Linked DNA regions of Homo sapiens: region 2 is linked to region 1. A link is an interaction called in ENCODE POLR2A ChIA-PET data of the cell type or tissue named here. Cell type or tissue: OCI-LY7. All regions are shown on one strand. Links, peaks and the distances in the headings refer to the core of each region. The heading gives the core; the rest is flanking DNA.

Region 1 (10,273 bases), core at 1-8,000:
CCCCACCCTTAAAGTGGGGAAGGGCTCCTGTGCTCAAACTTGTCCTTCCCTCTTGCCTTCGTTTCTTCCTATGTTTCTTCTGCAGCTGAACAAGCAGCAGGCAGCCTGCCATGGGGCCCTGCTCTGGGGCCAGTCCCTCTGCTGGGACTCAGGGCTCCTGGGATTCATCAATCTCCTCCTCAGTGAGTGCAGGGTTCCTGGGAAGGGAGGGCAGTTGGGTGGGGCTGGGCTAGCTGGGTCTGACCACTGGGTGGGCTGTTCAGGTTCCGCTGTCTTTGGGCCACAAAAAGAGAAAACCACTCTGTTATGATTTACAAATGCAGCATATTTGGTTGGAGCCCCAGGATAGAAATAACAAAAAGTCCTTTTGGTGGTGAGGAGGCTGGGAACCCTGAACTAGGGCAGTCTTGGTGGTATTGAGGGAACCTTTACCAGGGAGGTGGGGCCGCTTCTGCTGCAGTAGGAGGGTGGCCTGATACTGCCTGGAAAGAGGGATGGAGACAGACAAACTACCTGCCTGGAAAGAGGGATGAAGACAGACAAACTACCTGTCTCCTGGGGAAGAGAGGGTGGGAACAATACATTCCCAGCCAGGAACTCAGAGGTGCTCTGACGGTCTTTGCAGCTGTCCTGTGGAGGAGGGGCAGAACTAGAACCCTGCTGTCTGAACTGGAAGAAGCTCCTCTGTCCTGGGCTTCTCCGTTGAAAAAGGAGAGTGAATATGAACTCCCCTGCCTGGGCTTGGGGCTCACAGGTCATCACAAAGGAGAGGACACTTGGAGGTCTCAGGTTTATCTTAAAATTGTTTGTGTAATTTGCAATAGTTTTCTTTTCTTTTTTTTTTTTTTTTTTTTTTTTTTTTTGAGATGGAGTCTCGCTCTCTCACCAGGCTAGAGTGCAGTGGTGTGATCTTGGCTCACTGTAACCTCTGCCTCCTGGGTTCAAGAGATTCTCCTGCCTTAGCCTCCTGAGTAACTGGGACTACAGGTGCCCGCCACCACACCCAGCTACAGTAGAGACGGGGTTTCACCATGTTGGCCAGGATGGTCTCGATCTCCTGACCTCGTGATCCGCCTGCCTCAGCCTCCCAAAGTACTGAGATTACAGATGTGAGCCACTGCGCCTGGCCAAATAGTTTTCATTTAAAATATTAACCAGCATTTATCTTTGCCTAAAATGAATACCACAGGAGGATCCCTTTATTGTCCCTGAGAGTTGCCTTTCCCTCCACCCTGAAATGCTGCTCAGGTCCTGGAGGCCGCAGGTGAAACCATGTTTATCACAGCACTGTTGTAGGGAAAAACCCTGGAAAAAAGAGGAGGTGCCCATCAATTCATGAATGATTGACCAAACTGAGGAGTATCTGTACCATGGAATATTATGGAGGCTTACAAAAAGAAATAGTTCAGTTTCCTGGAAGGAGTTTTAAATTTTTTTGAAGTATGAGGTATGGAATCCTAGCAGCAAGTTCAGGAAATGAAACACAATGAAATCCTTACTTTATAAAAGGAAAAGCAGCTTCCAAAATTTAAGGGTTTACATCTTTACAGTCACATGTTTTTAAGACTATATTGGCAATGTGGAAGGAATCAGTAGATTGCTAACATGGGCTACAACAGAGCATGAATTTGGGCAGGAAAAATGGAGGGAGAAAAAGCAGAGAACACAGGGAATTAAGCAAAAAAGGAAACTGAAAGAAAGACTGTCCTAGTCTAGGCTGTATATCACATTCATGACTCTATTTAAGATTATATGTTTGTATATACAATGAAATTAGGTCAAAATTAATGACAAAATAAGACATAGTAAAGATGAATTTTTGTGGAAGTTTTATGGTTATAATTTTTTTTGTTTTAATATTCCAGCCAATACTTGAACTTGCAGGGAATTATATGAAATTGAGCAGATTAGAGAGCATTTGTAAAACAGGATGTCTTGAAAAAACAATGGGCTTAGAAATAGGGCTACGTCCTCTTTACATAGGTAACCTTCTGTAGTCAGCAAAATGTAGGCGTTCTCCACTTCTACAATGTTATTTACCTGGAAATATGTTCAGTTGTATAGAGTTTTCCTTGTAGGCATGGGGGTTGGAAGATTTCTGAAGATACAAAGAAAAATAAAGAAAGAATGGAAGGAAGGAAGGGAGGGAGAGAAAGAAGGAAAGGACTTAGAATTTCTCATTTTAGGGGTAGGAGATCCGTGTCCAGACAAAGAAAGTGATTCTCTCAGGAAATTACTGGGAAAGAATGAAATTGGTTGTCCCAGTGGTGTGGTACTGAATGAGACAAGACCTCTTGCTGTGGAATTTGGTCAGAGGCTGTCCGCAGAAGGAACATCATTGTGAAATTGCTCTGCGTCCTTGCAAGAATCCCGAAGCTCCATAATTGGATGCATTTTTCCTTTGGTTTCTGGATAGTCCTTGTTCCAGTTCACCCTTGACCCAGGGAGGAAGATGGGGATGAAGCAGTGATGATGTAGTGGAAATGAGGAATTTGTCCTCATCATTCTTAAACTCTAACACCCTTCCTGAACATGTGTTTGGATGGGGAAGTGTGGAAGGGAAGGAGGGAGCCTGAGGGTGGCTCAGCTCACATATAATTTCCCAGAGACAGAGGCAGTTGCAGGTGAGGGTGGTCCTTGACTTCTGGGGAGCCCCTGACCATAACAATAACAAGATTTACTGAATGCCCACCCAGTGTCTGCCAGCAGGGAGTTGGAGGAGAAAGGGTCTTTGCATTAGGGGCTCCAGACAGAGACATGAGACAATGGAGATGGTACCAAGAAGCGCAGTTTGGGCATCAAACATGAATTGTTGGTTTGTGAGTGTGGTGATGGGAGCTATGTCAGACAAATGGACTATATATATATATATATATATTTTTTTTTTTTTCTTTTTTGAGACAGGGTCTTACTTTGTCTCCCAGGCTGGAGTGCAATGGTGTGATCTTGGCTCACTGCAGCCTCGACCTCCTGGGCTCAAGTGATCCTCCAGCCTCAGCCCCCCAAGTAGCTAGGACTACAGGTGTGCACTACCATGCCTGGATAAAAATGAACAATCTTTTATGCTGATGACAGGATTTAAAATTTTATACAGTTTAAATGAATGTTTAACTCCACCTTGTAAATGACCACCTGCTCCCTGGCTTGTTTTTTCTTCTTCAGGATTAGCATCTCTGTAGATCAGAGAGCTCCTGCTGCCTTCCTTCCCTCTCTGAATCTTCATCTTCCTCCCTGCTATGCTCATCATCCACCTTCTGGGGCAGATCCTCCCTGGCAGCCTGAGGGCTGAGCCTCCTCTCTTTCTGGTTCCCAGTTCCCTCGTCCAGGAAGTGGGGTCTGTCCAGGCTGCCTGTTTAACCCTCTGCTAGCCAGAAGTCCCTGCTCTGCTCAGCCACTGAAAGTAGCTGCTTCCCCTTTTCAGGAGAGGGCAGTTGGGGTGGAGACCCCGGCAGCTGCTCAGGGCCTGGTGGGCTCAGACGACAGTGCAGCTGAGCTCCGGGGAGGGCAGGTGAGGATGGAAGAGCTCATGGGCAGCGTCCTGCAGGGGAGGCCCTGGGCTGGGGGAGGAAATTGGGCTCCAGGTGTGGCTCTGCCCTGTGTGACTCAGGACAGGTCTACCCCATAGAGAGTGCCTACTCTGTAATAAAAGCAGGAGCTTGGACAGATCATCCTTGAGTCCCCTCTCAGCAGTGAGGTTCTGGGATTTGGTGACTCCTGTGGCTCTATCAAGGTCTCTGCTCTGTCTCCCCATCCTGTCCTGTCCTATCCTGTGGCCTGACGGGCACTGACAGCCAGTGAGCCTATTTCAGGCTTCTTCAGAGAGAAGGCCCTGGGTGTCCCTGTGGCCACTTCCTCAGCCCTCAAGGGAGGAAGGGACTCCTCCTCTCTCAGTCCCCTCCACGTGACCCTCTGCTTTCTCTGCCTCTGCTCCTGAGAGGGGTCTTCGGGGTCAGCCCTCACTCAGGAAGGCCTGCTGCAGCTGTGGCATTTAGAAGCCACTAATACAATCCTCAGCCAGACCTTTTCAGTTTCTGTCTGCTCAGCAGAAAACACTAATTTCTATTTCACTGGTTCCAGGCAATGCTGCAAGAAGTAAGACAAACACTGTTTTGGCCAGAATTATTCCTGAAAATCTGTTAGGAAAGTGCCATACAGGAGACTGGAGTGTTATCTCCCAGCAAGTCTAATGAATGCCCACATTTATCCAGGTGGAAAAAATGGCTGTTTCTTTGAGCTTCAGATTAAATAGAACACTTTATTATTATTATTATTATTTTTGAGATGGAGTCTTGCTTGTTGCCCATGCTGGAGTACAGTGGCATGATCTTGGCTCACTGCAACCTCTGCCTCCTGGGTTCAAGCGATTCTCCTGCCTCAGCCTGCTGAGTAGCTGGGATCACAGGCGCACACCACCATGCCTGGCTAATTTTTGTATTTTTAGTAAAGACAGGGTTTCGGTTTTACCATGTTGGCCAGCCTGGTCTTGAACTCCTGACCTCAGGCGATCCACCTGCCTCAGCCTCTTAAAGTGCGGGGATTACAGGCCTGAGCCACCACATCTGGCCAGAACACTGATGTTTAGTGTCCATTTTTATACCAAAATTGTACAAAATACTTAGACATTACACTCCACAAGAACCAGGACTTGCTCTCAGAATTGCTTCAGACTTGTTGTACTAGCTTTATTCCTAAAATCAAGGGAGTATATTGGATAAATTTTACTAAAATAGAAAGTTCTGTGGTTCTCTCATTTGTTCTTGCTGAGGAAATACTCATGTTTCCTGTTTCCATGCCCTAGGTGTCTGCAGCACAACAGCCAACACTTCTGGAGCACATGGCCCTGCAGTGAAGGATTCTGGAGCTCACATTTGTCTGAAGGGGATCCGAGGAGGTTCTGTGTTGTTGAATGTGATTGAGAAGCTCAGAGTAGATGTAGACGCCGAGCTGGAGGAGGTTGTATGGACTTTGGGTACTCTGTCAAATCATACACAGGTGCTGTGAGTCCACAGGGGGGCCGACTCTCCAACCTGGGTCGGCCTTGAGGAAAAGTTCAAGCAGAGGGTCCATGTGCCTAGCGTGTTGTCTCTGAGGATTGAGAACCTGGCCCCTGAAGACAGTGGGCAGTACATGGCCATGATCCATTTAACTGGGGGACAATTATCTGGCCAGGTTTTCTACCTCACTGTCTATGGTGAGTGACACCCCTCCCTCCCCCATCCTCTGGCTTACCTGCTTTTTTTGTCCCTAGAGTGTCACATAGGCCCCATGCAGGGTTCCATTCAGACACCAGTCTTCAGACTCCATTTTCTCCACTAAAATAAGGCACATGAGGTCCCCAGAGATACAGAGCAGAGCTGAGATTCACAGCAGGAAGAAAATCTCTTCAGTGTTTTGGGACAGGAAATGGAAATTCAGGAAAATAGCAATTTTTCCAATAACATTAATCATCCTATATACGATTAACATTAATTTGTATAGTAGTTTTTTATCGCTAATGTAACAAACTACCAAAAATTATTGGCTGAAGGCAACACAAACTTATTATCTCACTGTGCTGTAGGCTAGAGATGTGACACAAGTATCCATGAGCTAAAATGAAGGTGGTGGCAGGGCTGTGTTCTTTCTCAGGGCTCCGGGGAGAAGCCATTTTCTTGCGTTTTTCACCTGCTAGTGGCTGCTGGCGTCCCATGGCTCATGGCCATCTTCCTGTATTTCCTAATAGAACACTGATGTTAGTGTTTGGGAATTCAGAATCATCTCCCTATTTTAAGGTCAGCTGATTAGCAACCTTAATTCCATCTGGGAACTTAATTCCCCTTGCCTTGCAGCTAACTTATTCCCAGGTTACCAGGATTGGTCCTAAACATTTTGGAGGCCACTGTTCTGCCTACCACAGTTGGGAATCCCTGTGAATGAAGTCCTCCCCTCTCACTCAGCCCCAGCCCAGGGCCAGCCTCAGTCACATGAGCCACCACAAATCTGGCTCTCAAAGCCTCCGTAGGCGTAGGAGAAAGTTTACACTGCGACACTTCTTAGGAAACTAGTTTAGCCAACTCTTTCTTTCCCTAAAGTTCCTCTCTGCATGGGGGAATATCCTGCCATGGAGAGAGTGGCTTTTGCAGCTTTAGGTCCCATGTGATTTCTCAGGCTGGCCTGTGAATCATATTCCTCTCTTCTGTCTGCACCACAGGTTCAGTAGCATGTTCTTTTGTTGTTGTTGTTGTTGGTTTTGAGACAGGGCCTTACTTTGTCACCCAGGCTGGAAGGCTGGAGCACAGTGGCATAAATACAGCTCACTGCAGCTTCAACTTTCTGGCTCAAGCGATCATACCACCTCTGCCCCCACAAGTAGCTGGGATTCCAGGAGACCGCCACCACACCTGGCTCATTTTTGTATTTTTTCTAGAGACGGGGTTTCACCATGTTGTCCAGGCTGGTTTCAAACTCCTAAGCTCAAGCAATCCGCCTGCCATGGCCTCCCAAAGTGCTGGGATTACGGGCGTGAGCCACGGCTCCCAGATCCAGTGGCACTTTCTAACCACATTCAGAGTCATTGTTTCTATTCGTGACCACTGCATCCTCCATAGACACGTCCACTTTTGGGAGCATGGGCCTTTCTCTGGCCTCCCAGAGCTGACCTGATGTCCTGTCCCTCAAGGGTTGTGCGGTCCCCAGCTTGGCCTCAGCTGGGGATGCAGGTGAAGGAACCTGGGCCAGAATAAGCCCTTATATCCCAGACTTTTTCTTTCCTGGAAAGACCCTAATTTAAAAAAAAAAAAAGGCTCTGGGAGGGTTGAGTCCAGCTTCTATTTTCTTTGGGACAGTTTTAAGACCTATTCAATCTAGGAAACCAACATGGAGCTGAACTCAGTGGCTTCCCTTGTCATTTGCTCAGTATTTGGCCTTGAGCAAATTGTGTTTTATCTGTAGAATACACCCACACCCACTTTTCCTATAGGGAGCATGCCATGGCTTTAATGAGAAAATGATAAGAAAGTGTGATGTGCAATGTTCTCCACAAATGTGAGGTGTCTTTCTTCTGTCTCTTTCTTCCCCAGAGCCTGTGCCTCATCCTGAGATCCTGGCCAAGTCACTGTCTATCATACCAGGCTTGTGTAACATCACCCTGGATTGTAGGGCTCCAGGAGCCACAGAGGACCTGAATGTGACTTGGGAGAGCAAGGACCTCCTCAGAGAGCTGGAGCACAGAGAAACACGAGGACCAGCCCCTAACCCCTGGATCCTGGCTGTGGACCTGCCCCTGAGCCAGCGGAACAGCAATCTCACCTGTGTGGTCAGCAACTAGGTAGATCAGAAAGATGTAACCTTACCTTGGGGAAGCCTGTGTCAAGGTGAGTGGTGAGTGTAGCCTGCAAGATAGGAGGGGCTTCCTGAGCTCAGGCAGTACTGGGGTTTAATGGTTCTGGGCTCTATTCTCCACCATGTGCATTAGCACCACCTTCCACCTGCTCACCACACACAGCAGTGTGGGAGTCACATCCACCTTGCTTCTGCCCTTAACCATCTCTCCCACCGATGCCCTCCTCCCCACAACCCCACCATGTCCTTATTGGTAAAGGCAGCAGCCTTCCGGGAGCTCTCCCACTCCATCCATCCTCCACTGGGCATCCAGAGTGGGCTTTGAGAAAAGCAGGACAGCTTGTGCCATTGTCTGTGTCATCTGTGGGAACCTGATTCCAGCCACTCTCCGTATGATTCAGAGCTTAGATGCACCTCTGTCCACGTTGCTAGCCTCATCTGCTCTCTTCACACCAAACTGCTTGCTATAGTTCTCTGAATGTATCCTGCCATTGCAAGCTTCTGGGCTTCTGCACATGCTGGATTTTCTGTATCAGCCATCCCAAGTCCTGTGTCCTTCACTTCTGCTTCATGGGGTGAAGACCATGTAAAGGCCCCATGTTTGGTTTAAAGTTCTGTTAATAAGTTTGAACAAGGGCTTCCTATTTTCATTCTGCATAGGGCCTTTTCAGTTATGTATCCAGTCCTGAACTTAGGCAGCAATCCTTTAGGGAGCGTCCATGGCACCCCACACAGAGTAGTAGTGGTGGGGTTATGTCTTTGCTCTGTAGATGGCAATGCCCTCAGGCAGAGGCCACCATCATGTTCTCCTTTGAATCCCTGTGCCAAGTACAGCTTCTGGCAAAGTTTGCTCACAATCAGTGTTCATTGGATGAATGAATGACTTGGTACCCTGGTGCAGTCACATCTTCTCTAACCTTTCCTCCAGGAGCTGCCGGAGAGCTCTGATGTGTCAGCATCCCTTTAAACCACCCGTTACCTCCTCCCCTGTCCTCCATCCTGGAGTGTTCAGTACTTAGCGTGACAACAAGGCCCTCTGGGCACAGACTCCTGCCCCCTCTGACTCTCCTTGCCATGGTTCCTCCCTGCCCTGTTCCTCTCCTGCTGCAATGGGGTGCTGGCAACTCCCAGGGCTGGTGTTTTGACACAGTAATTTCCTAAGTGTGGTGCTCCTTCTTCCTGGAATGCCCCACCCTGAATATCTGAGAAACTCTTACTCCCGCTTCAAGCCTCAGTTTAGCCAGCACCTCCTCTGGGAGGCCCTCCCTGATGACCTTGTACAAGGTGTAAACCTCTATTGCAGCTGCGATCCCTCTGTCTGGCAGTTGGTATTTTCTGTCTTCCCTCCTGTGTGCTGGGCTGCTGTGGACATCGTCTTGTGCATCTCAGCATTCCTGGCACCAAGCAACAGCTCTTAACCAGTTGAATGAATGGACTTGTCATGCTCCTCCCTCTGCAGCTTCTGCACCAGGCTCCTTCCCACTGCTCCACCTGCTTTCTCCCTCTGTCTCCTCTTGGCAATGGTTATGTCAAGTTATTTCCTGCCTTAGCCTTTTTCACTCTCTGTCTGGGAGAACAGGTTCATGTAGACTGGACACGGCTCTCCTTCGCGAGATATTCTTGGAGTCATTGCATTTGTGCTGTTGATCCTGGGAGCTGGGCTATACCTCTGGAAGAAATGTGGGAAGAAGAAGAAGAAGAAAGATGAAGAGGAAGAAGAGGAAGAGGAGCAGAAGGAGGAGGAGGAGCGGGAGGAGACAGGAATAGGCAGGTTGCATTTCTCCATCGAGGCCCAGATATCTCCCCTCCCCCACTAGAATCTGGGTTCTCTTTCTCCTGAAAGAATGTCATTGTTTAGCTATATGAATAACCCTAGATATAGCATCGAGTTAACATGTCCAAGATATTTGTTACTGGAAAAAACTGAACAGCAATGCATGGTATGATTTAATTTTTGTAAAAGTGTATAGATAGGTAGATAGAAAGATAAGCACAGAATAAAATCTATACTACATGACAGATTACCAACAGTGGCTCACTCAGAGGTGAGGAATTCCTCAAGGTTTGCTTCTTTTTAGTTTATATATATAATGTAATATTTTATGTTATTTGAATCTTTTACAATGCTCAGTCACTGTGAAGTCAAAGGAAACAATTAAGACAATTTTGTAGCTTAATTCCATTTAGCTAATTAATCCCCATCTCTGTGGATGCACCTCATCTTTTCTGCTGACTGTGACATGGGGTAAAGACCAAACTCTATTCCACCCCATGCAGACACCATATACCTTTCCAGTTGCCATGAACAAATGAGAACAAATTCATGTAAAACAAAGCGATTCATTCTTTATACACATCTGGGAGGGAAAGCAGCTCCAGAAAAGGCCATCTCTCAGGATGAGGGCAAGGGCGGGATTTCCTATAGGAAAGCAACAAAGTTTCAGGAGGAAAAGCAAATCAGTTAAATCAGTGCCTGACTTGTCAGAGAGCATTGGTTGATGTCTGACACTCAGCTTTAGGCATGGCGGAGCCCCAAGTACATTTGTGAAGTTTGGGCAGTTGTGTTCCCATTCTCCATCAAGCTGTTGCTGTTGTCGTTGTTTTTATTCCCACCAATGTCTGGAGCCCCAGGTGCCCTGGTTCCTTCTTGGGGCCTTGACTGCTTTATCCTTACCTTCCAGATTCAATCTTCAGCAGCAGGCAAGTCCTCAGGCTGCAGCTCAGGGCTCGGGAAATTTCCTTCCTCAGCCCATGCCCAGGAGCCTACACCCACCCTGTACCTTTCCCCCATGATAGCCCTTTCTGGAAAACCTTTCCCTGTACCTCCACTTTGGAATTAGGGTGCAATAAGACCACATACTTGCCACAAAAGGTATATAGTTTTTTTAATTGTACCTATGAAGCAGCTTTTCTTTCCTTATTTTATTTGTATTGTGCAGTAGTTGTACATTTT
Region 2 (8,000 bases), core at 1-8,000, 83 kb before region 1:
CAGCTCCCTGCCTCCGGCTCAATAGACCTGGCACTCCCGGAAGCAGCTTCCTTTCTTGGCACCAAATGCTCTGAGTGAGGGGTGGAGGTGAGGGGCTGGCACAGGCTTCTGGAATCTCAATCTAGAAGTGGGGCATGTGGCTGCTTCCAATCTTCTGGTGACCTATACCTGCTTAGCATCCCTTAGGGCCAAAGCATAGGCAGGGCATGTGTGTTTGCCTGCAGAGGGGAGGGAGGTGCAAAATAGCCCACTCCAAGTGGGGCTTGGGAGGGAACACTTTTTTCTTTCTTTCTTTCTTTCTTTTTTTTTTTCTACCACTATCCACCTGGAGAGGGAACACTTTTTTCTTTCCCTTATAGTTTCCTAAAGAGAGAAGCTCTCTGCCCAAGGCATTCCCAGAGCTGGGACGGGGTGGGTGGGGGTGGAGAAACAGGGAGGACTGTTCAGGTGCTATTTAGCTCCAGGCTGCCAGACCAGGCCCAGCGAGTCCCAGCAGGCCCTGGAGCACCCCACACCCATGGCCTCAGCTGCACTCCCAGGGGTGCAGAGCTTGGGCCCCCAGCAGCTCAGGGGTGGGGTGAAGGCCATGGATCCTTCTTCCATGAAATTGGCTGGAGTAGAGGGGCAATTCTTTGACCTCTGCACAAGAGCCTTGGTTTGGCCAAGTGTCTCTGTGATCTTTTTCACAGAAAATCTGATACTGTCAGTTCCCAGCTCACAGCCTCTGTAAGAGCTGATGTCTGCCTCCATTTCCACCTCTTCTCCCACTCATTGGCCATGTGTTTCTGCACTGGCCTTCTCCCAGTCTCTCTGTTCCAGGGCCATTGCATGCACTATTCTCTCGCTCGCCCTCTGTTCCAGGGCCATTGCACACACTATTCTCTCGCTCGCCATGCTCTCCCTACTCCCTCTGAGCTAAGCTGACACTCACGTATACTTTGGGTGTCATCTCAAGTGTCACTTTGTCAAGGAAGTCTTCCCTGATGCCCTCGGCACCCTGCACTTCTCCTCTGCAGCAGTTAGCACAGTTATAATCACTTATCGATCATTAGTTGAATATCTGCACCCCCCTTGCCTATAAGTCCCATAAAGGCAGTGTTGCTCACATTGGCTTCCTAGCCCCTAGGACAGTGCCTGGCAAATTAAACAGGAGGTCATTAAGCATCTGTTGAAAGAAGAAATGAATGAGTGAGTGAATGAGTGAATGAACCCTATCTTCCCAATCTCTCTCCAGCTGAGCCTCCTTCTTCATCCCATGGCCGTTGTCTTGGTTACCGCCCCATCATCTCCTGCCTAGATTATCTTCAAAAGCCTCCCAACTCCAGTCTTATGCTTCCTCCAACCCAAACTCTACACACACACAGTCATCTTTATAAAATGAAAGTCTGGCAGGGCGCGGTGGCTCACGCCTGTAATCCCAGCACTTTGGAAGGCCGAGGCAGGCGGATCACCTGAGGTCAGGAGTTCAAGACCAGCCTGACCAACATGGAGAAACCTGGTCTCTACTAAAAATACAAAATTAGCCAAGGTGGTGGCGCATGCCTGTAATCCCAGTTACTTGGGAGGCTGAGGCATGAGAATCGCTTGAACCCAGGAGACGGAGGTTGCAGTGAGCCGAGATTGTGCCATTGCACTCCAGCCTGGGCAGCAAGAGCAAAACGCCATCTCAAAAAATAATAAAAGAAAGTAAAATAAAATGAAAGTCTGACCATGGATCTCCCTCCCAGTCCCTCCTGCCCACAGGAGAAAGTCCTGCTCCCTTAGCATGGCTTGTGCGGCCTCTGTGGCCTGACACCTGTTTGCCTTGCCAGCCCTGTCTCTCATCCGTCCTGCTTGTTCCCACCGCATCGCAAGACTTGCTCTCCAACAGCAAACTACCAGCTGTTCTCCAGATTTGCTACACTTGTTCACAGCTTTTTGCTTTATAAATGCTATTTCTGACTGGGTGTGGTGTCTCACACCTGTAATCCCAGCAGTTTGGGAGGCTGAGGCGGGTGGATCACCTGAGGTCAGGAGTTTGAGACCAGCCTGGCCAACATGGTGAAACCCCGTCTTTACTAAAAATACAAAAATTAGCTGGGCGTGGTGGTGCATGTCTGTAGTCCCAGCTACTCAGGAGGCTGAGGCATGAGAATCACTTGAACCTGGGAGGCAGAGGCTGCAGTGAGCTGAGATCCTGCCACTGTGTTCCAGCCTGGGCAACACTGAGACTCCGTCTCAAAAAAAAAAAAAAAAAAAAGAATAAATAAATGCTATTCCCTCTGCTTAGGCATCTTTTCCCACCTCCTTCACCTGCCCCAGTGTTGTGTCCTCTGGGAAGCCCCAGTTCCTTCTCTGGGCCTGAATGCACAGCACCTAGTGCTTACCTGAATGCCAGCAGCAGTCGCTGGCAGTAATCCCATCTCTGCTCCCCACTAGGTTCTGAGCCTCTTGAGCCTTTCATCTCTGAACCCCCGCACTTAGTAAATAGCTGGTGTTCAATAAATGTTGGTCGAATGAATGAATGAGTTACATAGTATCCCTTGTCTCATGCCCCCTCAGCCATGTACTCAGCCAGGAGGGCCCTCCCTCCTCTGGCTAAGATCCCCCTGGGCCCTCCCAGCCTTGAGCACTCACGGTAGACGCTGCTGCTGCTCCCCTTCTTATCCCCAGAGGTCTCTGGTGGCCCTCGGGGGGTCTGCTGTCCTGTCAGCTGCTCCACCATGGCCTGATGGGCAAATAGCATGCTGTGCAGGAGCTGAGGGGTGAGAAGTAGGTGCGAGGTGTGATGGGCTCTCCTTGGCATGTATCCTCCAGTACAATCTGGTACTGTTAGCCAGTTGCTAAAACAATGAAATACTCTCATACCGATTTTTTTTTTTTTGAGTTGGAGTCTTGCTCTGTCACCCAGGCTGGAGTGCAGTGGCGCCATCCTGGCTCACTGCAACCTCTGCCTCCTGGGTTCAAGCGATTCTCCTGCCTCAGCCTCCCTAGTAGCTGGGATTACAGACATGTGCCACCATGCCCAGCTACTTTTATATTTTTATTGGAGATGGGGTTTTGCCACGTTGTCCAGGCTGGTCTCGAACTCCTGACCTCAAATGATCCGTCCACCTCGTCCTCCCAAAGTGCTGGGATTACAGGTGTGAGCCACCACGCCTGGCCTCTCATACCCATTGTTAAAAGCCCACTGCCACGGCTGCCTACAGTCTCAGATGCCCTGGGCCCTTCCCTCTGATCCACCCCTAAAGGAGTGGCGACTAGGACAGAAGGAGCCACCCTTTCTCACAGGTGGGTCCTGTACCACCTGGATTGTTAATACCCCTGCCTCTGGGGCACTCAGGGTCTAGGATGCAGGAGGAGAAGAAAACTGGAGGCTGATGGGCCCCAGAGGCAAAGAGGAGGGTGGGGAGCCTCCTGGGCAGAGGGGTAGGACCTGGTGGAGCCCTGAGACAGGGGCCACCTCCGCTCTTACCTCACTCTGCACACCCACGGGCACCAGCGCTGGCCGACACAGGGCAGGGGCCCCCAGCAGCAAGTGGGGGGATGGCGGCGCCCGCACTTCCCACAAAGGATAGTTGACTACGATGAGCTTGCTGAAGTTGAACTTGTATGTGAACCTTTTGCCTTTGGTCTTATGCAGGATCCTCTTATTGTAGTAATATCTGGAGAATTCGAAGTTGAGAATAGAGTTGGCCCAGCAGTCAGAGAATAGAGTCAGGGACCCAGTCACATTCTCCTCCCTAGCCGGGCTGACCCTAAGCTGTTCCCCGAGAACCACTAGGCTGCTCACCACAGGCCAGGACACTTCCCAAGCCTTGGAGGGGTGGGAGTCAGCAGGGGTACCAGAAACCACGGCCCTTTTCCTTGAAATCCCCCCTCTTTGGCCATGTCAGCCGCCTCCTCTCACCTGAGGGCCCGGCTCAGCTTGTCATAATTCATCTGTGGTTTGCATTTCCTGCGGCCCCAGAGGCGGGCCACCTCATCTGGATCCTTGATGACAAATTCCCCGTACTCTCCCTGCTGCCAGGCGATGACATGGCGGAACTCTTCCTTCTGCAGCAGCTCCAGGATGAAGTGCCACAGCTGGATCTGCCGGGAGCCTGGGGACGACTCGGCTTTGTAGGCCCAATCAGGGAAGGCCAACCCTGGGTGGAGAGGGGAGAGTGAGGGCTCTGGAGGCCCTGCCCTAGGCCACCGTTGGAGCAGGGGGTAGGCCCGGCCAAGAGGCTCACCTGAGATCCAGTTGCCGGGGTTGGCTGGGATGCCCTCAGCCAAGCAGCTGCAGTGCATGGTCCACTCCGGCGAGATGGGCTGTGTCTGGGCCTTGGGGAAATGGTCACCACTTAAGAGGAAGGGAAGGAAGGAGGCAGAGGGGAGGACAGTGAAAGAGGAAGGAAAAATGGAGGGAAAGAAGGAAGGAAGGGAGAGGGTCAGGAAAGAAAGAGAGAAAAGGGAAGGGACAAGAGGTTGCCAGTGAAGGGGAGAAAAGGGAACCAGAGGCAGCAAGCTTCCCCATACCCAGACAGGGCCCAGCCCCCTCTGGGGACCTCCCCGCTGCCCAGGGCTGACTCGGACTCAGGGCTTCCGGCTGAGCTACTTATATAGATGGAGAGAAGTGCAAAGGGTCCTATATCCTGCCCCTGCTGGGGGATTTAGACAGAGAATGAGATCTCTTCTTAGGGCTTAACAGGATTGGAGTTTTTCCCAAGAGAAGACAAAAGGAAATGTAATTAATCATGGGCTCATTCTAAATCTTGAGTGGGAAGGAGGTGGCATATACACATACCTGTGCCTTTACAGTATTTCTTTTTTTTCTTTCTTTCTTTCTTTTTTTATTTTTTTTGAGACAGAGTCTCACCCTGTCGCCCAGGCTGGAGTGCAATGGGGTGATCTCGGCTCACTGCAACCTCCGCCTCCTAGATTCAAGCAATTCTCCTGCCTCAGCCTCCCGAGTAGCTGGGATTACAGGTGCATGCCATCACGCCCAGCTAATTTTTTTTATTTTTTATTTTTAGTAGAGATGGGGTTTCACCATGTTGGCCAGGCTGGTCTCGAACTCCTGACCTCGTGATCCGCCCACCTCGGCCTCCCAAAGTGCTGGGATTACAAGTGTGAGCCACTGCACCTGGCCGCCTTTACTGTATTTCAAACAATTTGACATTTGAGAAGAGCAGGAATTTGGTTTTTTTGTTTGTTTGTTTGTTTTTTTGAGATGGAGTCTCGCTCTGTCACCCAGGCTGGAGTATAGTGGTGAGATCTCGGCCCACTGCAACCTCTGCCTCCCAGGTTCAAGCGATTCTTCTGCCTCAGCCTCCTGAGTAGATGGGATTACATGTGCCCACCACCATGCCCAGCGTATTTTTGTATTTTTAGTAGAGACAGGGTTTCGCCCTGTTGGCTAGGTTGGTCTCAAACTCCTGACCTCAGGTGATCCGCCTGCCTCCGCCTCCCAAAGTGCTAGGATTACAGGTGTGAGCCACCGTGCCCAGACGAGCAGGAATTTTTATGGGCTTTTTTTTGCCAGTCCCAAGGGCCTGGCGCAAAATAGGTGTTCAATAAATGATTGCTGATCGAATGAATGAATGGTAATGGACTTATAGATAGTGTCTTCTTTGTTGAACATCTGTATCCCGCTCAGAGTGTCAGCTCCGAGATCAGCAACCCTAGCTGTCTTGTTCTCCTCTGCTGGCTCCCCAGATCCCATCGTAGCACAGGACATCGTACTCAAAGGTGCTTTATAGATATTTGTTGAATTGGTGAACCATGGACAGGAACCGGGAATCTTGTGGTTCTCCGCTGAGAAGGGTGGGGAGTTTATGGAATGAGCCCTAGTGAGATAGACTTGCCTGATATAGGAAAAGAGAACAAAATATCTAAGCTCTAAAGCCTTCTGGATGGAACAGAAAGCCTTCTGGATGGTGCAAAAGGCTGGTTTCCACTATAACTAATGGAAGATGAAACAATATGCAAAGGGACTGGGAGAGGCTGCCTTGGGGATGCAGCACATGGGAACTGCTCCTGGTGGGCCAGGGCATTGGGAGGTTCCTGGGCGCTTAGGACTGCCTGTGAACAGGGTTACGTGACCCGGGCCTGGCTCTCCATCTCTGGTGGAGTTAGTGTGCAGTAGTCTCAGTGAGAACTTATTAGGCTGTGAGGTCTGGAGGGCGTGTGAGGATTTGTCTGGAGGGCATGTGAGGATTTGTCTGGAGTTGCTTCCTCACTTTCCAGAGGAGGCTCAGACAGGGAAAATGACTTGACCAAAGACAGGTGGTGAGTTAGCTGCCCTGCCCCCTGACTCCTAATCCATAGCACTTTCTCATATACTGAGTTGCCTTAAGACTTAAAAAAAAAAAAAATCTATGTTGGTGATTTTCAGACTCTAATGCGAATAGGAATGATCTGAAGGTCTCTTTAAAATACGGATTCTGATTCAGTGGGATTTGGGGGACCTAAGACTCTGTACTTCTATTATTTATTTATTTATTTATTTATTTTTTGAGACAGAGTCTCACTCTGTCACCCAGGCTGCAGTGCAGTGGCATGATCTCAGCTCACTGCAACCTCCAGGTACAGGCAATTCTCCCACCTCAGCCTCCCAAGTAGCTAGGACTACAGGCACCCATCACCACGACTGGCTAATTTTTGTATTTTTAGTAGGAATGGGGTTTCATTATGTTGGCCAGGCTGGTCTCAAACTCCTGACCTTAAGTGATCCACCCGCCTTGGCCTCCCAAAATACTGGGATTACAGGCGTGAGCCACCGTGCCCAACCAAGACTCTGCACTTCTTTTTTTTTTTTTTTTTTTTTTTTGAGACAGAGTCTTGCTCTTTTGCCCAGGCGGGAGTGCAGTGGTGCAATCTCAGCTCACTGCAAGCTCCGCCTCCCGGGTTCACGCCATTCTCCTGCCTCAGCATCCCGAGTAGCTGGGACTACAGGCACCCGCCACCACACCCGGCTAATTTTTTGTATTTTTAGTAGAGATGGGGTTTCACTGTGTTAGCCAGGATGGTCTCGATCTCCTGACCTCGTGATCCACCTGCCTCGGCCTCCCAAAGTGCTGGGATTACAGGCGTGAGCCACCGCGCCCAGCTGACTCTGCACTTCTAACAAGCTCCTAGGTGATGCTGCTGCTGCTGGTCTGCAGACCATACTTTGAGCAGTGAGAACCCATAGAACCCATGGGATGCAGCAAAAAGAGGCTGTGGATATCAGAAAGTCAGGGAACCCTAGACACTTCAGGTTGTAAGAATCCTGGCACCTCCCACTCCTGGCACCAAATCATCTGGTCTCTCGCTCTCCGTTTCCCAGGGAATGCTCAGTGCCAGGGATGTAAACTGACAGACAGGCAGTTAGGGGTGGGAGCTTGGAGGCACACATTGTGGCCTGAACTGAGAGTGTCTCTGGAAATTAAGGTGAATAGGGCAGTGAGTAGATCCAAGCTCACCTGGAATCTGCATGAATAGGTTATCCTACTCATCCCTCTGTCTCTAAACTGGCAGCTGACATTCTGGAGTCTTCTCCCCTTTCCTCCCCTGAAGCAGATGCCCCCACTCCTCTTCCAACCTCCTTTCCTTCCCTGTCTACTTGGAAATTCCTCCTCAGTCAAACCTCAATCTGATTAGGATCTCTTCTGCTTCACCTTAGGAAAATGGGCTGGGAAATGGGGCAGGGTGCAGAGGTGAGTTTTGAGAGATTCCAAGGTACGACTGTTCTCTGGAGGAAGCTGATAGAATTTCCTATGGCTCCCCCTGGCACCTGCTGAGTCTGATGGTGTTTTCTGGTCTGAAGGATGTGAATGAAACCTTAGGGTAGATTTAGGATCTGGCAAGAAGAGAATAATAAACCCCACCACTGACCAGACACTCAGTGTGCTCTGCACTACTTTAAGCGATTGAAATAGACATATACTGAAACCTCACAGGAGGTAGCAGAGGGGTTGCATAACTTCCCTAAGGCCATACAGCTCTTAAATAAAAGAGGGGAAAGCAAGACCTTGAGTCAAGATTTATAGTGTTCG

Evidence for each region. Peaks named below come from ENCODE experiments on the same cell type or tissue, not always from the same donor. Only the 100,000 strongest peaks of a DNase experiment are listed, where the experiment ranks them.
Region 2: POLR2A ChIA-PET joins it to region 1 with 11 read pairs; 4 of 35 experiments call an interaction of 5 or more read pairs at or near these places.

The regions. Positions count from the first base shown.
Region 1 is chr1:157,178,062-157,188,334 of GRCh38, forward strand. It overlaps LOC107985211 (a long non-coding RNA gene), which reads left to right. Exons shown (of 4, transcript XR_007066653.1): 2 at 4,799-5,191; 3 at 7,059-7,352; 4 at 8,900-10,273. Among named protein-coding and RNA genes, the nearest start is that of ETV3, 45 kb to the left of the region's middle. RefSeq lists an enhancer at 3,772-3,931. In OCI-LY7, for the core only: no CTCF peak of the experiment used is centred there; a DNase peak (open chromatin) is centred at 3,440.
Region 2 is chr1:157,095,252-157,103,251 of GRCh38, forward strand. It overlaps ETV3L (ETS variant transcription factor 3 like), which reads right to left and starts at 4,557. Exons shown (of 5, transcript NM_001004341.2): 1 at 4,215-4,557; 2 at 3,890-4,127; 3 at 3,455-3,644; 4 at 2,617-2,737. The coding sequence starts at 4,272. In OCI-LY7, for the core only: no CTCF peak of the experiment used is centred there; no DNase peak of the experiment used is centred there.